Linked DNA regions of Homo sapiens: region 1 is linked to region 2. A link is a loop called in an ENCODE intact Hi-C map of the cell type or tissue named here. Cell type or tissue: ovary. All regions are shown on one strand. Links, peaks and the distances in the headings refer to the core of each region. The heading gives the core; the rest is flanking DNA. Region 1 has its middle 53 kb from the start of LINC02037. Region 2 holds the start of LINC02036 (long intergenic non-protein coding RNA 2036).

The links. A loop is a pair of places that touch in the nucleus more often than their neighbours do. Peaks named below come from ENCODE experiments on the same cell type or tissue, not always from the same donor. Only the 100,000 strongest peaks of a DNase experiment are listed, where the experiment ranks them.
Region 1: a loop joins it to region 2, with 2.0 times the contacts of the local background. A loop is called at or near these places in 7 of 110 quality-filtered maps.

Annotation. Positions count from the first base shown.
Region 1 is chr3:194,189,149-194,200,546 of GRCh38, forward strand. No RefSeq gene overlaps it. Among named protein-coding and RNA genes, the nearest start is that of LINC02037, 53 kb to the right of the region's middle. RefSeq lists an enhancer at 4,587-4,666. In ovary, for the core only: no CTCF peak of the experiment used is centred there; no DNase peak of the experiment used is centred there.
Region 2 is chr3:194,245,279-194,256,676 of GRCh38, forward strand. LINC02036 (long intergenic non-protein coding RNA 2036) reads right to left here and starts at 4,875. Exons shown (of 3, transcript NR_125403.1): 1 at 4,778-4,875. LINC02037 (long intergenic non-protein coding RNA 2037) reads left to right here and starts at 2,370. Exons shown (of 4, transcript NR_125402.1): 1 at 2,370-2,543; 2 at 4,318-4,624; 3 at 9,953-10,078. RefSeq lists a silencer at 10,462-10,511. In ovary, for the core only: no CTCF peak of the experiment used is centred there; DNase peaks (open chromatin) are centred at 4,473, 4,843 and 5,583.

The sequences.
Region 1 (11,398 bases), core at 2,265-10,264, 55 kb before region 2:
ACGGGAAGACTGCCCAATGGAGGTGGGTTCGACAGAGACCTCCCCAGGATGAGTAAACCTGGCCCTCTAGCTGGGTGCTCCTCAAAACACACCAGCCTTGCTGCACCTGGAGTTGTTGAGAACTGCAGAATCTCAGTCCTCTTCCAGGCAGCCTGAGTCAGAATCTGTATGTTCACAGGGTCCCCCGGGAAAGGCACCGGTCTAGACGAATTCCTATCAGCCCTGCATCTGGGCAACGCGGAATCTCTCTGACCTTTACTTACGATTTGCTTTAAAAGTTAAGTGTTTAAGCACATAGGCGAGCCAGACCAGAGAACTCTCAGTTGGCAAGAGATAACCTCATTTCCAGGGACAGCTGGCTCTCTACGTGTTTGAACAAACTGGCATTATCCAAGAGCTCTAATGGTCTGAAGTCAGGCTTAAAACTCAGCAAAAATAAACTTTCCAGGAAATTTTTGGCACACCCAGTTTCCAAACCCATCATCTCAGGAATGTTATCCAAGCAGTGGCCTCTTTCCCCACATCTAACTCTATTTCCAGTTGGGACAGTTCTTTCTCTGGCCTTGAACTGACAAAACACACACAAATGAGGGAAAACAGGGAGGCCACATTTAGTGTGGGCCTTTAGATAAGTCTCCGGGAAAGTCCATAATCTCATTTTGGCACTATTAGTGTTTGGCTTCTTAAGGCAAATGTTATTTTAAAAGAATGTCTTAAACCTGAGGGACGTGTGCTCTTGGTCACTGGGGTTCAAAGAGGTACACTTGTGAGGGCGAGAAGTAGAAACCACCGTCTGTCCTTCTTGCGGCTGTTGATGCCATGTTCTTTGTTGCCTCACTTCTCCCTTTTTTTTTTTTAATTTTATTATTATTATACTTTAAGTTTTAGGGTACATGTGCACAATGTGCAGGTTAGTTACATATGTATACATGTGCCATGCTGGTGTGCTGCACCCATTAACTCGTCATTTTGCATTAGGTATATCTCCTAAAGCTATCCCTCCCTGCTCCCCCCACCCCACAACAGTCCCCAGAGTGTGATGTTCCCCTTCCTGTGTCCATGTGTTCTCATTGTTCAATTCCCACCTATGAGTGAGAATATGCGGTGTTTGGTTTTTTGTTCTTGCGATAGTTTACTGAGAATGATGATTTCCAGTTTCATCCATGTCCCTACAAAGGACATGAACTCATCATTTTTATGGCTGCATAGTATTCCATGGTGTATATGTACATTTTCTTAATCCAGTCTATCATTGTTGGACATTTGGGTTGCTTCCAAGTCTTTGCTATTGTGCCTCACTTCTCAAGTGAGCGGAACACCCAAATCTTCCTTGAGGATGAAAACTCAAATTAGCCACGTCTGTTGAACCTGTTTACAAATCCTTCTGAATGGACTGTTGTGTGATAGCCACTATAGGAATATGAGAAGGCACGATTCCTTCACTCAGGAAACTCCCAGCCTAGAAGGGACATCTTCTGTTTGACTTATTATTATTATTTTAAGACAGTGTCTCATTCTGTTGCCCAGGTTGGAGTACAGTAGCGCTATCTCGGCTCACTGCAACGTCCGCCTCCTGGACTCAAACGATCCTCCTGCCTCAGTCTCCTGAGTAGCTGTGATTACAGGCATGCACCACCGCACCTGCTTAATTTTTATATTTTTCGTAGAGACAGGGTTTTGCCATGTTGCCCAGGCTGGTCTCAAACTCCTGAGCTCAAGCAATCTGCCTGCCTCAGCCTCCCAAAGTGCTGGGATTACAAGCGTGAGCCGCTGCTCCTGGCCTCTGTTTGCGTCTTTAGCTGCACATCTCCAGATGTTTGTAACGCATCAGTCAGGGTCTATCCTAGTAACCTACTGCTCCCTAACAAATCACTCCAATTTCAGCAGCTTAAAATACCAACCATCGCGTTAGTATCTTTCATAGTATCTGTGGAAGAGGATTTTAAGAAAGGCTCAGCTGGGTAATTCTGGCTCTGGTCTCGCCTGTAGTCACAGTCAGATAGAGATGCTGAAGCAGCCTGAGCCTCCCAGGAATCCCTCTCTTCATGTGGTCTCTCCGCATGGGCTCACTTGAGCTTCCTCAGAGTATGGCGGTCTCAAGTCAAGTGTTTTCATGACGGTTCACCCTTCATTGTTTATGACTAGTTCAGAAGTCACAGTGTCTGAACTTTTCTTATTTTATTTATTTATTTATTTTTAATTGAGACAGAGTCTCGCTCTGTCACCCAGGCTGGAGTGCAGTGGCATGATCTCGGCTCACTGCAACCTCTGCCCCCTGGGTTCAAGCAATCCTCTCACCTCACTCTCCTGAGTAGCTGGGACTACAGGTGCATGCCACCACGCCCAGCTAATTTTTGTATTTTTAGTAGAGACGGGGTTTCACCATGTTGGCCATGGCTGATTTCAAACTCTTGAGCACAAGTGATCCACTGGCCTCAGTCTCCCCAAGTGTTGGGATTGCAAGCATGAGCCACCGCGCCCAGCCATCACTTCCTCTTGAGGGTGAATTGTCCCAGTCACACTGTAAGCAGAGCTATAGGATGGGGGATATTGTAACCATCATTGGTAAATATAGTCTGCAACAGGTTTCCAGCAGAAAACAGAAGTCACATTTGAATTAGGATATTTCAGGGAAAGGTTAATGAAAGCACTAGTTATGAAGATATAAGCAGAGTGGAGAGAAACAAGAGATACAGTTTCTGATATGGTTTGGATTTGTGTCTCTGCCCAAATCTCATGTCAAATTGAAATCCCCCGTGTTGGAGGTGGGGACTGGTGGGAGGTGCTCGGCTCATGGGGGTAGATTTCCCCCTTGCTGTTCTCATGATAGTGAGTGAGTTCTCATGACATGTGGTTGTTTGCAAGTATGTGGCAGCTCCCCCCACTTTCCTCCTGCTCCAGCCATGTAGGATGTATCTGCTTCCCCTTGGCCTTCTGCCATGATTGTAAGTTTCCTGAGGCCTCCCAGCCATGCTTCCTGTACAGCCTGTGGAACTGTGAGTTGACTAAACTTCTTTTCTTTATAAACTACCCAATCTCAAGTAGTTCTTTATAGCAGTGCAAGAATGGACTGACACAGTATCCCAAGGCTGCTGATAACATAGAAATTGTCACCATCTCCATTTGGAAGGAACAAGACAAGGTTACAGGAACTCTGAAGGAGAGAAGAGTTCAGGGACAGCTCGCTTGAGAGGAACAGTCAGAGGGGACTATCCAGCAAGGAGGCAGCCAGGGAATAAAGGCCCTTAACTCACCCCCACCCCAGTCTCCTGCCAGGGCTTCTCACTGACTGAGCCTAACAGGAGGCCCAAAGCCTAAAGCCCACACTGATAAGACTCTGGGGAAGAGAGCAGAGTGGAGAGTAGAGAGGACATCTAGAGAAGCAAACAGGAGACACATAGCATAAGAAATACCTACAATCTAATGCCAATAGATTATAAAGTGTATTTCTACAAGAGGGAGATTTTAAACTATTTTCATGCAAAGTCCCAGAAATAGAAACATGATGTGGGAGAGAAGTTCACATCACCAGTAGTCTTCTGGATGTCTGGAGCCCACTTTATCTTGAGGCTTAAGAGTAGACTCCACAGTAGAGTCCTTGGCTGTTGGAAAGGAAGTTGTCCACATGAGCAATATAGACAGAGACTACTCAGTCTTTGGGCACTGATAGGAGTTGTTCCTGATGGTGATGGTCCAACAGGAAGCGTGGTTGCTGTGGCTCCTGGACACCAGTGATGGGGTAGTGGGATGGAGACTTGCTGGGAGGGATCCTGGGGGGCTTGTGGGCACCACTCTGGCTGCCAGTGCCAGCCAGTGCCCAGCAGAGCAAAGCCTGCATGATCCCTGGAGGCTGATTCTTCTGTCTGAGTGGTCCCTCCAGGCCTGGTTCTCTCATACTGTCTGAGTGGTCCCTCCAGGCCTGGTTCTCTCATCCTGAACACCACAAGCTTCTCTCCCTCATCATATTCCCTCCAACTCTCCTTTCCCCCAGTCTGGTTAATCCTTATCTCATCTGGGGTAAGAAGGCCCAGTTTTCAATCTATTCTTCCAAATCCATTATTTATTGTATAAAATGTAAACTCAAAAGTCCAGGTTCTTGTAAGTCCACATCCTTGATTTCTGCAACTCAAAAGCCAAGGCCTGGTGTGTTTATTCTCTGCATTCTGCACAGGTGTGCCTTCCTCGGGGTATATTGTATGGAATTTGGCCCTAGCAGTTTTGGGGGTCGGAGAAGATCACAAGGCTTGTGGCGGAGTGGGTGGAGGGGTGTCCCAGAGGAAAAGTATCGTCTATCTCCACTCAAACAAAGAGGTGTAAGAACACAAAAGATCACTTATGGAGTGTCCAAGAAAGATTTCATCTGATACTTTGAAAAATCAATAGACTTTCAACAGAAAGAGATGAAAGAAGCATTCTGAACAGACAGAAGATCATGAACAGGAAAATTAAAGCATATCAAGAAAAGATGTAGTTTCATTTGTAAGTTGTACAGGAGTATTTGCATGTAGGGGAAAACAATTCTAGAAGAGGTCAGGTCATGAAGGACCTAGACGGAAAGCTTTCTTTTTGCATTTAAGAAGCCACAGAGGCCGGGTGCAATGGCTCACGCCTGTAATCTCAGCACTTTGGCAGGCAGTTGAGGGCGGATCACGAGGTCAGGAGATGGAGACCATCCTGGCTAATGTGGTGAAACCCTGTCTCTACTAAAAATACAAAAAATTTTCCAGGAGTGGTGGCACATGCCTGTAGTCTCAGCTACTTAGGCTGAGGCAGGAGAATCGTTTGAACCCGGGAGGCAGAGGTTGCAGTGAGCCGAGATTGTGTCACTGCACTCCAGCCTGGGTGACAGAGCGAGACTCCGTCTCAAAAAAAAAAAAAAAAAAGAAGCCACAGAACGCTGAGTACTGAAGGTTGCTGGCAGGGTATTCAGGTCTGAGCAGCATGTTAGAAAGATGAATGCAGTGTACAGGACACAGAGACTATGGTTAGAGTGAGGGACATTCACTGAGGCCTGAACGAGGAGTCTCCTGCTGCTGGCTTCTCTCACTGTCTGGCCTGCAAGTTCGCATGTGCATTTGGAGTCCCTCCCTGACTCCAAACCTGTGTCTCCAACTCCCTGGAAGGTGTGTCCACTCGCGGGGCCCACAAGCTCCTTAACTCAATGCACCCAAAATGAAACTCTCCAAACCCTCTCCTCCACTGCCCCCGTGCTCCCCCAGACAGCTCACCTTCTTGGACTTCCCCTCACCCACTTCCTCCTTTGCAACCTCATGGTCTCCTTCATCTCTCCACGCTCGTCACAGCCAGATCCCTTAGAGTTTCCCTTGTATTTTTTCTTTTTCTACTAGACCCTTCTCCTTTCTAAGTCCTCTCTGGAACCCCCCAAGGTCAAGACATCAGCACCTCTGCCTCCAACATGTGCCACAGCCCGCTAATTGGTCTGCCTACTGCTGAACTCTCTCTGCTACCCCCCATTCTCCATAGTTCAACCACAATCTTTTCTAAACACAAAATCTCATCATGCTATTTCCCCCTTTAAAGACTTTTCTGACCGTTTCATGGTCTATAGCACCAAGAAAAACCTCTTTTGTTGGCATTTAAAGCTTTCATAAGCTGACACCAGACACTCTTCCAGCTTTGTCCATTGCTGCTCCCCCTGACATTGCAGCAGAAACTGAGGGGATCTTGGCTCTCAGCATCCAGCTGCCACACCCTTCCAGGAAGCAGCCTGTGATGGGATTAGGCCCCAGATGTTTACACTAGAGAGAAAGGGCCTTAAGACAAAAGGAAATCCTGGATGTGTGTCTGTTCAGGACAGAGGTGGGAGGAAAGCGAGAATGAGAATGTATCAGTTAGTTCTTCAAAAAGTCTGCTTGCCACCCAGTCCTATGCTACCAAAGAAATGTTTGAATTGTTATATGTTAAAGACTGAAAAAGGGCCTTCAAAAGAAACAACACATTTGGATAATATCTTATTCTGCAAGGGGCTGCCCTGGTGAGTGCTCAAGCTGGGGTCTTTACAGGTTCCTCTGTGACACAAAGTGGAGATTCCCAATTCTTCCTCTTACAAGACGCAAAAAGCTTCAAGGAGAAGCTTGGGAGGACAGCTGAGCTGGCGAGCGTTAATAAACACTGGAACCAATGGGCCAGCGGAATTGGTGGATCATAGCTAATTAAACTGTTTTTTCTTCTCTGACCCCCTGGCTCTATTAAACATAGATGATCTTAGTGAATTAAGTTTTGGCTGACTTGATGGTGTCCTGTCAGCAGCAGCAGCACTGGAGTCAGGAGGCCTGGGTTCTAATTCCGGGTGTGTCTCTAACTAGCTCCACGACCTTGGGCAGTCCCAGCCTTTCTCTCAGCCTCTGCTTCCCTATTTACCTAACAAAAGGACTGGACTCATTTGCACAGGCCTCTAAATACTCAGTTCTATATTTCTTCAATTTCATACCAATACAAATATTTCCCCTCTTTCTATTTATCTACCTCTGAATTTTACTTTTTGAATGACTTCAGTCCTCATCTTCTCTTTATTTTTTCTCCTCATCCTATCTGCTCAGCCAAGCAAGGCATAGCACTTGTCCAGCCATTTTCCAGACTCTTGACTTGGGTTTACAGAGTACGTTCTGCCCACTGCATGTGTTCAGGAGTTGAGCCTCCTTGGCTAGGACTCCAGCAGCCAACAGACCTTGGCATCTGCGCTGCCTAGGACACTTTCCAGGGCCGAAGAAGGATGAGACCTTCAGACTCTGATGCATGTGATGCTATCCTGTTACCAAAACTGTAGCATCCTTCAACAATGTTACCTGTTTGGATGATCCTATGTATGAAATTAATTTTTCAAAAGGGAAAGTAAATTCAAAGATAGGGTAAGCAGTGACCAAACTAAGGCCATGCCAGTCATTCTGACAGGAAGGAAATCCTTCCAGTCTTTGCAGTCTTGGCACAGCTCAACATTTTGTATCTGCTTTCAGGATGTTCTTGGATCCCTTGAAGTCAATAAACCTCATAATAAGGGCCTTGAGATATATATACATACATATGAAACAAAGGTCAGGATTTTTCTCCTCAAAGACAAAACATCTGGATGAATGGCTGAGTTTTCCACTTAAGAAATGATGTCTTGGCCGGGCACGGTGGCTCACACCTGTAATCCCAGCACTTTGGGAGGCATAGGTGGGTGGATCATGAGGTCAAAAGTTCAAGACCAGCCTGGCCAAGATGGTGAAACCCCGTCTCTACTACAAATACAAAAATTAGCCAGGAGAGGTGGCAGGCAGCTGTAATCCCAGCTACTGAGGAGGCTGAGGCAGGAGAATTGCTTGAACCCTGGGGCACAGAGTTTGCAGTGAGCCGAGATCGTGCCACTGCACTCCAGCCTGGGCGACAGAGTGAGACTCCATCTCAAAAAAAAAAAAGAAATGTTGGCTGACTTCACCTTAGCTCAGATGGAGTGATGAGCTACCCAGTCCCAACTTCCCAGGCACCCTTGAACAAGGGGCCAGGGGTACATGGCAGCCTTGTCTCTATCAACCTGTGAAGTTGCTTATGGTGTTAAAATGTTGCCAGAGATCAAGGATGTCCAGACAAACACCAGCTAAATCTAAAAAGAAGTCAGAAAACTAATACAAGCTTAAAATACCAATTTCAGCACAGATATGCTTATCTTTTAGACTTACTTTATTTACCCACCTCACATGACATGGGGAAGAATTCCTGAAGAACGTTTTCCCACTGATTGTTTAAAATCCTTCCTCTCAATAAAGTCCTTTCTAAGTACACATGGTTCCGTTTCATTCTCTGGCTCATCCTCTTAATCACCTGCCTTTAGCGTCTCTAATTTACTTATTTGACAGTATTTATTGAGCATCTGCTATGGGCCAGGCACCAGGTTAAGATGGCAGGAAGCCGAATGAGACACGGTCCTGACCTGCGAGGGCTCGTGGTTGAGTCACGAAAAACTACACTGAAAGAATGGCAAATAGCGAGATGTGTGCCAGGAAAAGACACGTGGCAAGTAAACTCACTCCTGGAGGAAATCAAGAAAGAGAATGGTTGGGTTTTCTCAATAATCCATAGACTATCAGGGCCAGAAGAGACTTTACAGATTATCTGTTCTAACCCCCTCATTTTATAAATGGAAAACAGAGAGGGGAAGAGCCACACAGTTTTAAAGCTGGGGCCAACGCGTAATGAATTCTTTCTCTTTTCCTGGCTGATAATTTGTTGTGTGTCTCTCAAATTGTCTCTTGAGGTAGGTAAAATAGAAATCATCAGTATACCACTGAAAGAAATCTATTTTGTTTTCTGACTAAAAATCTACAAGATATACCTCATCAACATTTGTTTGAAAATGTGACTATTCTTTGAAGATTACTATCATCGATTCACATTCAGTGCCTTGCCTGGGTATTTTTAAGTTGTTCCTTATTCCAGCATTCCTACCACTAGTCTCAGCTATCACAGTCCTTTATAGAAAACGTCATCATGATTCTTGTTGTTTCTCTACATTTACATAGCACCTCGGAGTTTAAGAAGCATTTTCAGATCCATTGCTTCCACTGGGGGAGTCAAGTTGTTGGCTTGATAGCTTTAGAGGGACATGACAAGTAGAAGGAGGTTTGGAAAGGAGCAAAGCACGTGGTGACAGTGCTGGGGAACAAGACCTACAAAGCCGGGTGACAGGAGTAGGACGCCTGGGACTGCTCTTGTGGGGCCAGATCACCAGGGGAGGGCTAGGGAATGGATTTCTAGTCCATGAAGTCTAGTGAGCGGAAAGGAAACACATCAATAAACACATCAATAAACATACTGAATAATGCCTGTGTGCAGGGCACCATGCTAAGTGGATTCAAAGATGAGTGATCAACGTACCCCCTTCAAAGAATGTTTTGGATTTCTGTTCAATCTCCTTAAGCCACCGGGAGTGGAAGGCATGAGTGAGCAGAAGCCACTGAGCAGAGAGAAGTGGATGTACCAAGCTCCTGCTGTGTGGCCTCGGCTTCTCCAGGAGGTTTGGACTTAACCCCTATTAGTGACTCAGGCTAAGGCTCTTCATGGAAGAATGGGCTGCCTCCCCGGGACTTGCTGGAAGGTGACATGGGTGCATTTAGGCAGAGTGGAGGGTGATCTGTCACGGAAATGGTAGACCCTGGTCCTTTCCCTTGAACATCTCAGGTTGAACACTGGGGCGGTGCTTCATTATGAGCCATTAAGTGGATTCTCATGAGTGAGTTTCTGTTGGCCTTATAGACAATGGGGTTTTAATCATGTTTATCTAGGCTAAGAGAGGACAAGAGAACCATTTGTGTACTTTCAAAGAATCAGGGCCCCATGGCTGAGTGCTGCTGGGGACGTAGAGGAGCAGCTAAGAGAGCCCAGAGGATGATCACGGAACTGGGACAGGGAGCGCCCAAAACCATGTGAGAGGCCATGGGTGGGGGGTGACTGAGAAACAAGCTACTAACCACCTTGAAATACATGAAGGGTAAGAAGAAACTCCCACAGGACTCTCAAATCAGAATGTAAAGGTAATGCAGGGAGGGGAATGGACGCAGGAGCTGGAGGAGTATAGAATTGTTACAAAGCAACCGTGAAGATGAAGACTTTGGAAAGGAAGGACACATTGGAACTAGCCTCACACAGGTGTTAGACTAGTCGTGGGAACTTCAGACCCACTACAGTGCTGCATGCTTCTGGATAGCAGGTCTTCTTGCTAATTTAAAATAGCCCCTGGCTCTCTCACCAGATTGGCCACAACCTCCCAGCAGACCCCCTGGCCTCCCTGTGCTGGCCCCAACTACACTCTCATGCTCCTTTCCCACTTCTCCCACCTCATCTTGCAGATTCCCTCCTCCATAGCCTCTTTCTGGATCTCTCCCACGGATGTCTCATCCTTCAAGGCTCACCTAACGTGCTACCTCCTCCAGGAAGCCTTTCCTGATCCATGCCACCAGATGGTACATGCTCCCTGCGGGAACCCATATAGCACATTGTGCCTCTTTATGGCACTTTCACTTCCTCCTGCATTCTAACAAATTGTGTGCTTGTCTGAGCTCTCACCCCCACCTCTCCTTAGAAAACTTCAAGGGCAGAGACCTGATCCTTTCATTTGTGTATTCACAGTGCCAGGGCAGGAACCAGTGTGCCATAGACACTCAATAAATGTTAAATTGCATTTCAGCCAATGCATACCTTGGACAAAGTTTCTGTGTTCCTTTAGAGGTTATGACCGAGACTCGGGCTTAAACACTTGCCTCTGTCACTAGCCAGGTGATCTAGGGTAACTTAATTCATCTCTGCACCTAGGTTTTCTCATCTGTAAAATGAGCACAACAGGACCTACCTCCAAAGGACACTGTGGTAGTCTTCATAAAGCCCTTAGTAGATTGTCTGGACACACTGTGAATGCTCAGTAGATGTAAGACAGGGTTAGCAATGTGCAGTATAAGGGACATAATTTCCTTTCGATTGCCAAGAGTGCAGTGATTCATATGCTCCTTTTCTACCTGGCAGTCTTTATCTTCTGTAAAGCACATCTTTGCACAAAGCAGCTTCATATCATTTCAATGCTGTTAGATATCTGGGCGCCATATACACAGGAATGCTAGTAGGCAGTTTGTTAACTAGGAATCAAATATACCAATCAAAGAGATTTTCCTCAAAGTGATTTGCCAATTCATCCATCCATCAAGCCTGTGCCATTACAAGCTGCGTGAGTCCTCCAAGGCCTGCGAAAATGAAAATGAACAAAACCAAACCCCTGTTCCCATGTTGATCACAGCCTCCCCGGGCAAATATAGCAAAGACCTAGATAGAACTATAAAAAGAGGCTGCGAGAGTCCAAAGAGGAGAGTGGCCGCCCCTGTGCATGGTGAGGAGAGGTTGGGGAAGTGGGAGCGCCAGCAGGCCTCATGGAAGAGGGGGTGTGCAGCTGGACCCTGCCAGGTGAGTAGGAAGAAGTTTGTCAGAGAGAGGAGGTAGAAGCATCTCCAAAAACAGGAAGCAGCAAGTGCAAAGAGACAGAGTCCTTGAGTCCACATTCGGCAAATGCTGAGGTTGGTGGCCCTAAAAGGCCCAGAAAATCAATCCACATTCTTCTAATACTGATGTGGATTTTATTTAAAATAGAAACACTTCCACCAAATTAGTTATGAATCCCAGAAGAGATTATCTTATTGCTAAAATAAATGTTCTTTTCTTATTTCTTCCAAAATGATTTGATGGTTATTTTTCTGAAGCATATTTCTGATTTCTCTTGAAAACAAGTGCCTTCAGAAAGTCCATGTCAGCCAAGGAGAAACAACTCAAAAGTAGCCCAGGATCACAACTATTTAGCCCCACCAAGGATCAAATTCTTCATATTCTCTAAACTACCCCCCCAGCACATGGAGTGATT
Region 2 (11,398 bases), core at 1,607-9,606:
GTGCCACTGCATTCTAGCCAGGCACAGAGTGAGGCCAGCTCAAAAGATAAGTAAATAAATAGAAAATAAAGTATATGTACATATGATGTCTGGGATTTGATCTAGAATAATTCAGGGTGTGAAGGGGATGGTGATGGTCATGAGTTGGTAATTAATAAAGCTAGGTAATGGGAATTCCTGGAAATGTATTCTAATATTCTTTTTACTCTCACACAGTTGAAGTATTCTACAATGGAAGGACAAAAAAAGGAAAAAGAAAAGAAAAGAAAACCCAATCAAGTCTGTGGGTTTGAGATATGGGTCCCTGAGAAAGGATTCTGTCCAGGTGGGACTGGGACATGCCATGTCCCATGGGAAGATTTGGGGAAAGTTACTTAGCTCTCTTTGCCTCTATTTTCTCATCTGTAAAATGGGGGTTGGATAACAGTGCATTCCTCACAGGGCTGCTGTGAATACCCAATGACTAAATAAATGTAAATCAGATATAACAGGGCCTTGCGCGTCATGGTAAGTGCCATATAACATTTGCTATTAAAGCATATCAAGCACCCTGAAGTACCCTATTGCATCAACCCAAACTAAATCTCTACAGAACCCCACAGCTCAGACATCACCTCAGTTAAGCCTCCTGATAGCCCTTGGAGATAAACCTTCTTCTTACTCTCATTAGGCAGATAGGGAACCTGAGACATAGTCCATGGACATGCAGCTAGTTAGTGGCCAAACCTGCACCAGGGTTAGATCTCCTGACTCCATCCCAAGCCCTTTGGAGGCACCAACGCCGCCCTTTAGGGGATGAGTCAGCAGCTGAAATTAGATCTTTAGCTTTGTGTGATCAAAAACTTCATTTTGTCTCTTTGCCTGTTGTGACCAGCACCCCATCCCTGGGTAGGGGATGGTAACCAGACTCAAATGGAGCTAATAGGTGTCTCTTAGTCCCAGTCTGGGCAAGAGGATGGCACAGGGCCTAGGCAACCCTTTGCCCTAGAGTTTGGCCCCAGTCAGGCCTCCCTCCTGTGGCCAAGGAGTTTGTCGCAGCTAAACACTGGGTGGGCCTGAGCGTGGGGCTGCTGGTGGGGGCTAAGGAAGTAAAACAGACAGGAGCCACTCCAAGGCTGTAGCTCAGGATAGAGGTCTCCTCCAGTCTCCAGGGAGCCAAAATGCAAGTCTAGGATTTCAAAACTAGCCTCCCACAAAGGGAGAAGTCCTTGGGCTGCAATAGCATTGTTCTTGTTTGCAATTTCCTTTCCAGGAATAGGCTTAGGGGGCTCTGGGATAGTTGAATGTAAAATAATAACAATGATGAAACCTGTGATTTGTTGAATGCTACACACTGCGTGAAGCACAAAGGACATTTTTCTCACTCAGACATTCCTTATTCACAATATACTGTGAAGTAGGCGTTTGTTTTTATTCAAACAACACAGAAGTTTAGAAAATAAGTCATGAAAGTCTCCCTCCACCATCACCATCACCAGACCTGCCCTCCAGAGGTAGCCATTGTTTACAATCCTTCTGTATTCTTCCTGACATTTGTCTAATTTAATCAACGTTATATATACACACCCACTCGTGTGTGTGCATATGTATACACATACACACAGTTTGTTTGTTTTTATAAAAGTAGGATTATACCTGATTCAGCAACTTGCTTTTTCCATGTATGCATCTTTTCCCAATCCTATGCATATAAATATATGAGACTACAAGGAAATCTGAAATAAGCAAAGAAGATTACAGGGTTTCTCCAAGAGAAAACTATTTATTGTTGAGAGCAGACCCTCTGGATTATCTGATTCCAGCCTTTGGGCTAGTTTACTGCTCTGTAAGTTTTAGGGAAGAGAGGACACACAGTGACCCTGAATTGTGGACCCGCAAATGAGCTCCATCCACCCTCCTACACGGGGCAAAAGCCAGATCATTGTGACCACTTGAAAATCAACATTCCATAACCATAAACACATCTGTTCTTTGGATTCTTCTTTGAATCAGTTGTAACATCGCTGGTTCACTCATTCACAATGATAACGTGCTCATTTTTATCTATTTTAGAATCACGATTTCTAACTTGTTTTAAAACCATTTTTTAACAACACGCATTATTTTCTCTTTGTATAGATGGTGAAATCCAGACTTTGAAAGACTGAGCAAATTGCCCACAGCAACACTGTTGATAAATAGCAGAGTTTGGATTCAAGCGCAGGTCTGCAATCCTGCTTGCGCAAATTTCAAAGGAACGGATACTGGGTATCTTCCAGGTACTAGACCAAACATTTAGTGTATGTTAATTTGTTTAACCCTCCCCTCAACCTATGAAGTGAGTGTTAGCCCCACCCTTATAGAAAAGGCAACTGTGCCCAGAGCGGTGGAGGACTGCGCTCCAGGATGCAACCAAAGCCGGGTGCACAGCAGCCGGCATGGCGCCAAAACTGAAGCCCTGAGCTGCTCTGCGGTGCTACCCTTTGTCCCTCCAGACTCTCTTTTCCTTCATCTGTTTGTCAGTAAACCGAAGCCACCACAGTTTGTCATTTGGATGATTTTCGGTAAGGTAACATTGCCCAGAAACTTTGGTTCCTGGTTTTGAAAGGAGCCAGAGGGAGCGTATGCATTTCCCAGGGGTGCCATAACAAACTACCATGCACTGGGCGGCTTAAACAACAGACACGTGTGCTCTCATGTGTTGGAGGTTAGAAGACCAAAGTCAAGGTGTTGGCAGGGCCGTGCTCCCTCGGAAAGCTCCGGGAGAGAATCCTTCCTTGCCTCTTCTAGTTTCTGGGGTTTGCTGGCAATCTCTGACATTCCTTGGTTTACAGATGCACTACTCCAGCCCTCCCTCTTCCCGTGGCATATCTGCTGTGTGTCCCTGGGTGTCTTCATGTCATCCTCTTTCTGTGTCTGCTTGTCTCTGTGTTTATATTTCCCCTGTTCTAAGGACACCAGTCATATTGAAGCAGGCCCCATCTAAGGGCCTAATTTTAACTTGGTTAAATCTGCAAAGACCCTATATCCAAATTAGGTCACATGCCGAGCTCCCAGGGGTTAGGACTTCAATGAATCCTTTCGGGGGTTGAGAGAGTAACACAGTTCAACCCGTATCAGGCAGCATATTGAAGTTTAGCCTCTACCAAGATGAGCTCTAAGCATGCCAGTCTCACAATCAGCTCTGTGGAGAAGGGGCCCTGTGGCCTCACAAATTTGGAAAAATCCTTCATGTTAGATGCCCTGGTGGTAATTCACAGGTATCATGAGCATGGTGACATGCTGGAAAGGACTGCGGCAAAGAAACCTGTTGACTCGAAGTTGGCATTTCCCAAACTTATTTGAGCATGGGAGCTGCGGGGGTGATGTGGTGGTGGCGGTGGTTTGAACAGTGTTCTGTGGAACACACTTGGGGAAACTCACATAACCAGAGCATGACTTTGAAGCCAGGAAGGCGTAGACTGGCATCGTGACTCTGCTATTAACCGAATATGTGACCTTGGGCCATGAATTTCCCTCTCTGAGTCTCGATTTCCTCATTTCTACAATAGGAATGAAAATTTCTAATCAATTACTGAGGGATAAGTTCACTGCTAAAACAAACAAACCCCAAAAAGCATAATGGCTGGGAAACAATAGAGTATAAGTTCATTTTCTTGCTCAGGACAGGGCAGAGAACATGCTGTCCGGGCAGTCTTTCTCCACACAGTCATTCAAAACCCCAAGGCGAGAGATGCTCTGCCATTTTAAGTTTGTAGCTTCCAAGGTCATGGTGGGGTTGCCCCTGTTCCATCCAGGCGGAAGGGTTGGAGCTTGGAGACTGCTTCCTGGGAAGTTTCTAGTGGGAGGCTCTGGAGTGGGGCAACCCACTGCACTGCTCACATTCCACTGGGCAGAACCCGATCCTAGGGCTGGACTTAACTGTAAGGGGGTGGGAAAATTAGCAGCTATTTCCTTGCAGGAACTCAACCCTAAAAGAAGGAGAAGTACACCCTTGCAGTGGACACCTAGCCCTCTTCTAGTTTCTTATAGTTTATTCTACTTTGCAGGTGTGTTCTGAGGGTTAAATGAGGCTTTTGACATAGGCAGCATCCTTAGTATCACACACAACTAAATACAGGGCCAACAGTTTGAAAATGGAAAAAGATATGAATGGGAAGCGCCTTGAAGGATGAAATAGGAGCCAGGCCCTGGTGCACAATACAAGTGTGGGCCCCCCCGCGCCTTTCTTACCCAGGCAACCTGATGGCCCCGGTCTGGTGTGTGGTAGGAAAAGGGGAGTGAAATCCTCAGGGTGCCATTCAACCTCAGCAGCTTCTTCCCATGCTTCCTTTCCAGCCAGATGGAGAAGCTGCAGCTCCAGACTCTTGACAGCCGCACAACTTCCAAGGCAGTGGCCCCGCGGGCTGCAAACCCCACCTTCCTGCAGTTGCAGAGCCAGCTAAGAGGTGGGCAGCATGCCAGGCCCCATCAGCAGCCCCTGGAGCACACACCAATTGCAGATGCTCAGGAGACTCGGGGGAAGGAACGGGGTTTTCACCAGAACACCACAGGCAGGACCTCCCAGCAAAGGCCTCCAGATGCTGTGAAAACCTAAGGCTCGTCCTCCTCCTGGCTTCCCAGGTTACCCAGCCACAACACACAGGTGAGAACCATCTCAAGACCTCCCCACTTTTGGGCTCCCTTACCCTGACTCATCGGTCGTCAAGGGACCAAAAGGGGTCAGTAGAGCAAGGCCCCTGCCTTCAAAGAATGCATGCATTTTTTACCTTCATATTAATTATTGAAAAAACCGTACCTCAAATCACACCCCCAACCTCTCAGCATGAACAAGCTCCAGCAGACTTCTCCCAGCAGCCCCTCCCGCCTTTCTCTGCATGTAGGTCGGCTTTTCAGAGCTGCCATCAATGTGGACATAAAGCCCTGCTTTCCACACTCCTCCCTCCGCTTTGTATACACTTTCCCATGCATCTGGGTCAGCCTGGAGCTGAGTATTTCACAGGGCAGCAAAATATACAGAGGCATATTTTGTTTTAGAATCTTAATACCCAGAACATCTGGGTAATACTCAGACAACTGGACAGATTCTTGCTGATGCTGCAAGTCTCCAAATACGGTCCCTTGCAGAGAGAAAATGCTGTATTTTGCATCTGTACCTAGGCACATGGGTTTTCTCAAGCATAGTGGACTTTGGAGTGTGACAGTTAGTGATTTCTCCCCGGGAAGTGGCATGACCTGTAGGAGTTACTGTTGGCTGCAGCTGCTGGTGCAGCCCAAATTATTTATTGGTTTTGATTCGTGCACCGTTCCCTGCGTAAATTAAAATGTGACATTATTACACCCTCCGAGAGCCCATCGGCGACCTTGAGCACTCTCCCCCCACTCTGCAGCCATTATTCAGCATAATTTGACTGGTTTCAGGCAAGTTGGGAGGGTGGGAAGGGATGGGTGGGGGCAGGGGAAGGCAGAGTCCAAATTAGAAACAGATTTAAAGAGCATTTGCAGGGAATTAGGCAGTGGGCCAGGCGCGCTTGCTGGCAGCATGTGTAACCCCTCTTTAGGGACTGTCAGCTCCTCCCAGGTTTCCACAGCGGATGTTTCCCGGCCGGAGCACAGCTGGGTTTCAGTTGTCAAACCCACAGCCAAGACATCTGAGAAGCGGGTGGAGCATCCATGTGCACGCATGTGTCTGCACCCGGCCATATGCACACACACTCGACCCTGAGGATACTCCCAGCACAGCTCCACACATCCACACCCAAGACGGCACACTCAGGACATAGAAGGATACAGGGGCGCACAGAGAGAATCAGGACAGACACACTTACACAGGTGCACACGCAGACTCCACTTGTGCCCTGCTGACACTTTCTAAGAGGGATTCCAGAGCAGATTTCCTAATCCATCCTCCCTCCCTCCACCTCAAGTCGGGCTGTGTGACATGAGTTAGCCCCTCGACCTCTCTGAACCTCTGTGTCCTTAACTGTTAAGAGTGAATAATGGCAGCTGCAACCGTCAAAATGGGATAATGAAGAAACATGGTGTACACTCTGCAGCTTTGTTCGGATGTGGGACAGGGCGAGCAGGATGGTGGCCGTGATCGTGAGGAAGACAGTGGTGGTGATGGTGAGGAAGACAGCAAACCTTTGGCTCATGGCCTTTCTGGAGGGGACATAAAGCACTTTGCAGTCGTGCTGCTTACTATGATGAAAAGAATGAGAGACACCCATATGGGGAGAGCAGGGCAGAGAAGGAGCAAGGCACCCTTTCCCCAGGGCCCCTGTGGTGGGGTGGGGGACAGCAGTCAGCACCAGCCTGCACAGCTCTGGGCACCTTGCTGCACAGGAAGCCTGACGCTGAGGCCTGGTCAGCTGGCCGCCCAGGAGGCCTTGGGCTGGACTGACGTGGCACTGAGGCTGCAACTACTCTCCTAGCTCTGCTCCGCCACTGCCCCTTGTTGCCCTGCCATTCCTGTCACAGTCCCTCACAGGAGCTCGGCCTTCACCCCACTCTGGGTGAGGAGTAGCTCCTCCTCCTTCTCCTCCAAGCTTCCCTCCAGCCATCCGAATTCCCAGAGTCCCACCCCTCCCTAAGTCCCTCCAGCCTTCAGATGGATCCAAAAGAACCCTTTCCTGGGAATCTACCGTGCACAAATGAGCCCTTGTTCTGGGTGCTGTGGGGAGGGGGAGGGGGGACCGGTGGTCAGAGACCAGTTGGATGTTGCCCCTGCCCCGGGGACATTCACAAGCCAGTGAAGGGATGAGCACGAAACCCCATGGGGACCCGGTCAGAAGATGCCAGGAGAGGGCACAAGCACCGGGTAGACTTTGGGAGGTCCAAGGCCAGGAAAGCATGTCCTACTGTGCAGATCAAGGCGCTCTGCACCAAGTGACCTGTCATGGAGAGGAACGGAATGGGTGGCACCAGCACCCGAAACACACTGCTACATGGGGCTGGCCCATGGATAGCCGCGCACCTCAGAGTGAGCAGTGCCAGAAGCCAGGTAGATTGGGGGTGGAGGGCTGGGGGAGAGACATGAGGCAGGAAGCAGTTAGGCACCAAAGCAGGAGTTTCTAGACCTTCGGTCAACAAAAATTCAAGGAGCACCTGCTTGCGCTAAGTGCTGGAAATGCAGTGATGCGTAAAACACAGAGCCCGCTTCGTGGAACTTAGCATCAAGAGAGAACACTTGACATGCAGACAGGCAATGCCAGTGTCGTGGGATGCGTGCTCCCCAGGAAATGGGCTAGGCATGTGGCACTGGGGGCACAGAGGGACCATCTAATTCAAACAGGAAAAGGGGAGGCTTCTGGAAGATGTGGACAAGAACCCAGGCTGTACGGGGAGCTCAGGAGAGCTGCCAGGTAAAGGGTAAGTGGCGGTGAAGGAGAGAGATGAGACTTAAGAGGTAAACAAGGGTCAGGCCATCCTGACAGGTCTCCCCTGGCTCACTCACTCTCACTCACATCTTCCATTCCGCAAATGGTACGAGCAACCATTTCACAGGTCCTGTGCTGGGTGCAGAGACTGCAACGGTGAGCAAAGCAGACATGGGTGGGTTGGACAAAGGTTGTAACTGGGAATGGAGAGAAACCGGTGGATTTGAGAGCTCACAAATCAACTGTATTTGGGCGATGGTGGTGACAGAGAGGAAATGATTTCAGATGATTCTCAGGTTTCTAGGTGGGTGCCTGGTTGGAAAAGGTGCCCCTTCCTGAGGAGGAAACACAGAAATGGCAGCATGTTGAGGGACCTAGGGGACATGCTGACAATGATGAGTCTGCATTGGTCTTGCTTGTTTGCAGGGCTGGGACAGGGGCTAGGTGGAAACTGATGGCCATCCAGATGAGAGCAGATCCCCAGATGAAGATACAGGGAGCAGTGGCAAGAAGGTGGCAAGAGATTGGCTGCCCAAACCCCAGTTAAGAGGAGTAGGGGTTAGGAAAGAATTCCAGCCCGAGCTGGGGATCTAGAGTGCTGAAGGCAAAAAGCCAGCCTATTCCAGGTGCCTCAGGTACCAGGATTGTGACAACAAAACAATGCCAGCCCCTTCTTGCTGGTGGACTGGTCAGGCCCAGCTGCAAAAACCCTCTGTCTGGATGAAGCTTGCACAGCGGAACACCACCAGCACCTACACGGCATATTCTCCTGTACGTTAGGCTTCCCCCACCACCACCACTAGATCCCACACAGCACTTGGCACAGGGTTGGTCAGATAGTAAGTGCTCAATTAATACTCTCCTGGGAGCAGATAGACTTTCAGCCAAAAGCAGGAGACTCCAGTGATGAATGCAGCATTAGACCCTTACTGGGCCCTCACTGAGTTGCCTTTGAATTGAATTGGAGCTGCTGGTCTCCTTTAACCACATTAGGAGAAAGCCCCATTTATTAAATACCTTCTCCCCGCCCTCCATAAAGATGGCAGTCTTCAGTGACAACCTTTAGTCTCTAGAGTTTAGGTCAGAGACTTCAGCTTACACTCTTTGAAACCCCAGGCATTTGACCTACAACTGGATTCCCTAAAATACTGCCATGTTGATGAAGTCCAGGCTGACTGTTTAAAATAAATACTCACATTCAGGCTGAAATTGAAGTCCGGGAACAAATGAGAACAGATAATCAATCAGAGATGGAAAGAAAGCATTTTCTGTGCTAACGTGGACCCCCTTGGGAGGGGCCTCATTTGAACAGGGAAGTTTCAGAAGCGTATACCAAAGAAAGACTATTTAATCAGCGAAGAGGACAACGTGGAAGGCAAACCTAGAGTGACTGGGTCATGATTTTTCCTGCTGAAAAGCAGGTGGATGCTCATAACATGGGGTAGATCTCATACAACAGGACAGAAAGGCTATGCGTGGCCAGCTGCAGGAGTGCCCTACTCAGAAGCACAGTCTCCTCCCCTGCACATCACGGTGCGTGTCCTGCACTGGCACCTCAGAGCCGCCACCCCTGCCATTCACTATGGCACAAGGCACAGCGTCAGGGCTCCTCCTTCAATCCCAGGGCCATCCTTACCCAGCAAGGCTCAGCTCGGCTGGTCTTCTAAGGCTGGCAACGAGGTAACTGAGAGGGAAGTGACTTGCCCCAGATCTCCAGTTTAATGGTGGCAAAGCTGAGATAAGAACCCTGGTCTCTGAGTCCAGCTCTGATGCTGCTCCCCATTTGTGCTGTGAAGAGGAACTGCAAGCAAACTCAAGCTCATCCATCTATGTTTCTCTCCAAACAGAAAATTCTTTATTCCTTGTCATCATCTCTATCACTCTCCAAGGAATAGATCTATCTTGAGTCATGATTAGGATGTATTTTGTGTATACAGAAAGAATATTAGAGAAACGACAATAGACAGAGGCGTGGATTCCACGGCATAAATACTTCACACTTCTGGTTAACTGCAAGTCAAATTTTGGCCTTGTTCAATTTATTTTAAGATAAAAACTAATCTTGTAAGCCAGACGAGGTGGCTCACACCTGTAATCCCAACACTTTGGGAAGCCAAGGCAGGCGAATCATTTGAGGTCAAGAGTCCAAGACCAGCCTGACTGACATGGTGAAACCCGGTCTCTACTAAAAATACAAAAAAAATTAGCGGGGCTTGGTCGTGCATGCCTGTAGCCACAGTTACTCGGGAGGCTGAGGCAGGAGAATCGCTTGAACCTGGGAGGCGGAGGTTACAGTGAGCCGAGATCACACCACCGCACTCCAGCCTGGGCAACAGAGCAAGATTCTGTCTCAAAAAAAAAAAAAAATATATATATATATATATATATATAATTTTTGTAATACATACCCTATTAAATGTATCACTGATTATTTTATTTTTAAAAATAAAAAAAATTAAGTATCACATAATTGGATTCACAAATAGATTTGCATTAAAATATTCAACTTAATATTTTCCATTTCAAAAACAATAAAGTAAATGGAAAAAGTATCTTAAAAAGAATCACAAAAATATCTCTTTATCTCTTTTCAGATGCTGGGTCTGGGACGGCTCCACTGGAACCTGAGATGACCTGAGGGTGTCCCAGTGATATAACATATGAGGAAAGCAGAAACAACTAAGAAATAGACTCTGAATGTGGCAGATTCTAGAACTGAGGTGAGCAGCCAGGACTTGCCTGACATGCCCACTGGGAGTACGGTGCTAGCAGCCTGAGAACAGAGCCCAGCCGCCACGCCACCAGGATGGGAGTGGGCCCGGCGGACTTCCTGCCTTTTGGTCAGACAGACTGCCTTCCTGAATTACTAGGTCCAGGAAGTGTGGTGACGGGGTGGGGGCGGGTGGAGAGGTTGCACGTGTCACTTACCACCCCCATACGGCCCTCTTCCTGACTGTCGCCTCCCTTCCTCGCTTACAGACCAGTTACTTAATCTGCCACATGACGAGATGGTATCTGGGATCTCTAACGGCTCTGAAATCCCACAATTCTATAACTGGTCTTAGACACAAGACCAGTAAGAGATAGGCGAACCCCGGCCCCGCCCCGCAGTTTGCTCCATGTGATACACAGTTCACACTGAGTGCTAGCAGTAGGGGAAGAAACAGTAGCTGCTCTGTGTTGAGCACTGAGCCTGCACTGAGCAAGGTGATGCGTGTTTCTAGGCATCGTCACATTCTGTGCCCATGTGGGTGCTCCTAGCACCAGTCAGAAGATAGAGCTTAAACAGGTGGAGTAAGTTGCCCAAAGGCCAGCCCCAGTTTCCCTGAATCTCATCATGCTGGACACTGGACTATTTCTGGAGGTTTAAGGCTGAGAAAATCTAAGTCTGTATCCCCTCACACTCCTCCTTACACTGGTGTCCCTGGGAGAAACCTCGACATTACTCCCAACCTCGCTTCTCCCCAAGAGCAGGATGATTTGTGTAACTCATGAGTTTGGGAGAAAACCCGCACCTGTGGGGCTCGATCCCTCTGCCTCTTGGAGCAGAAGGCGGCCTTCTGTGCTGGGCTCCGTCCTGGGGGAGGTCCGCAGCTGGCCATCTGCGCCAGGCCCTAGCAGATAATAAAGCTTATCTGTCCCAGGTGTGATGTATTAGCAAGCCTGCCTGGCCGTACCTCAAGCTGCATTTTCCTCCAATTTGCCAAGAAAGGGGACACTTTCTCTCAGTTGGTTCTGGACTCTGAAAGAAGAAAGGGTGTTGTTATTCATCCGGTTTCCTAGAGCCCCACCATATGGACACCTGGTGCAGCCCTGAAGGGAGGGATGGCAGCAGGTTTAGGGATGGAGACATCTCAGAGCCAGAAGAGACCTTCTAGCAGCCCAGCAGAAATATAATGAAGCCACACAGGTGACTGTAAATTCCCTAGCAACAATATTAACAAATAGAAGCAGGAAAAATTAATTATAGTAATACATTTTACTTAGTTCAATAGAGCAGATGATCATTTCAATATGTGCTCAGAGTGCAGTGTGGCTAA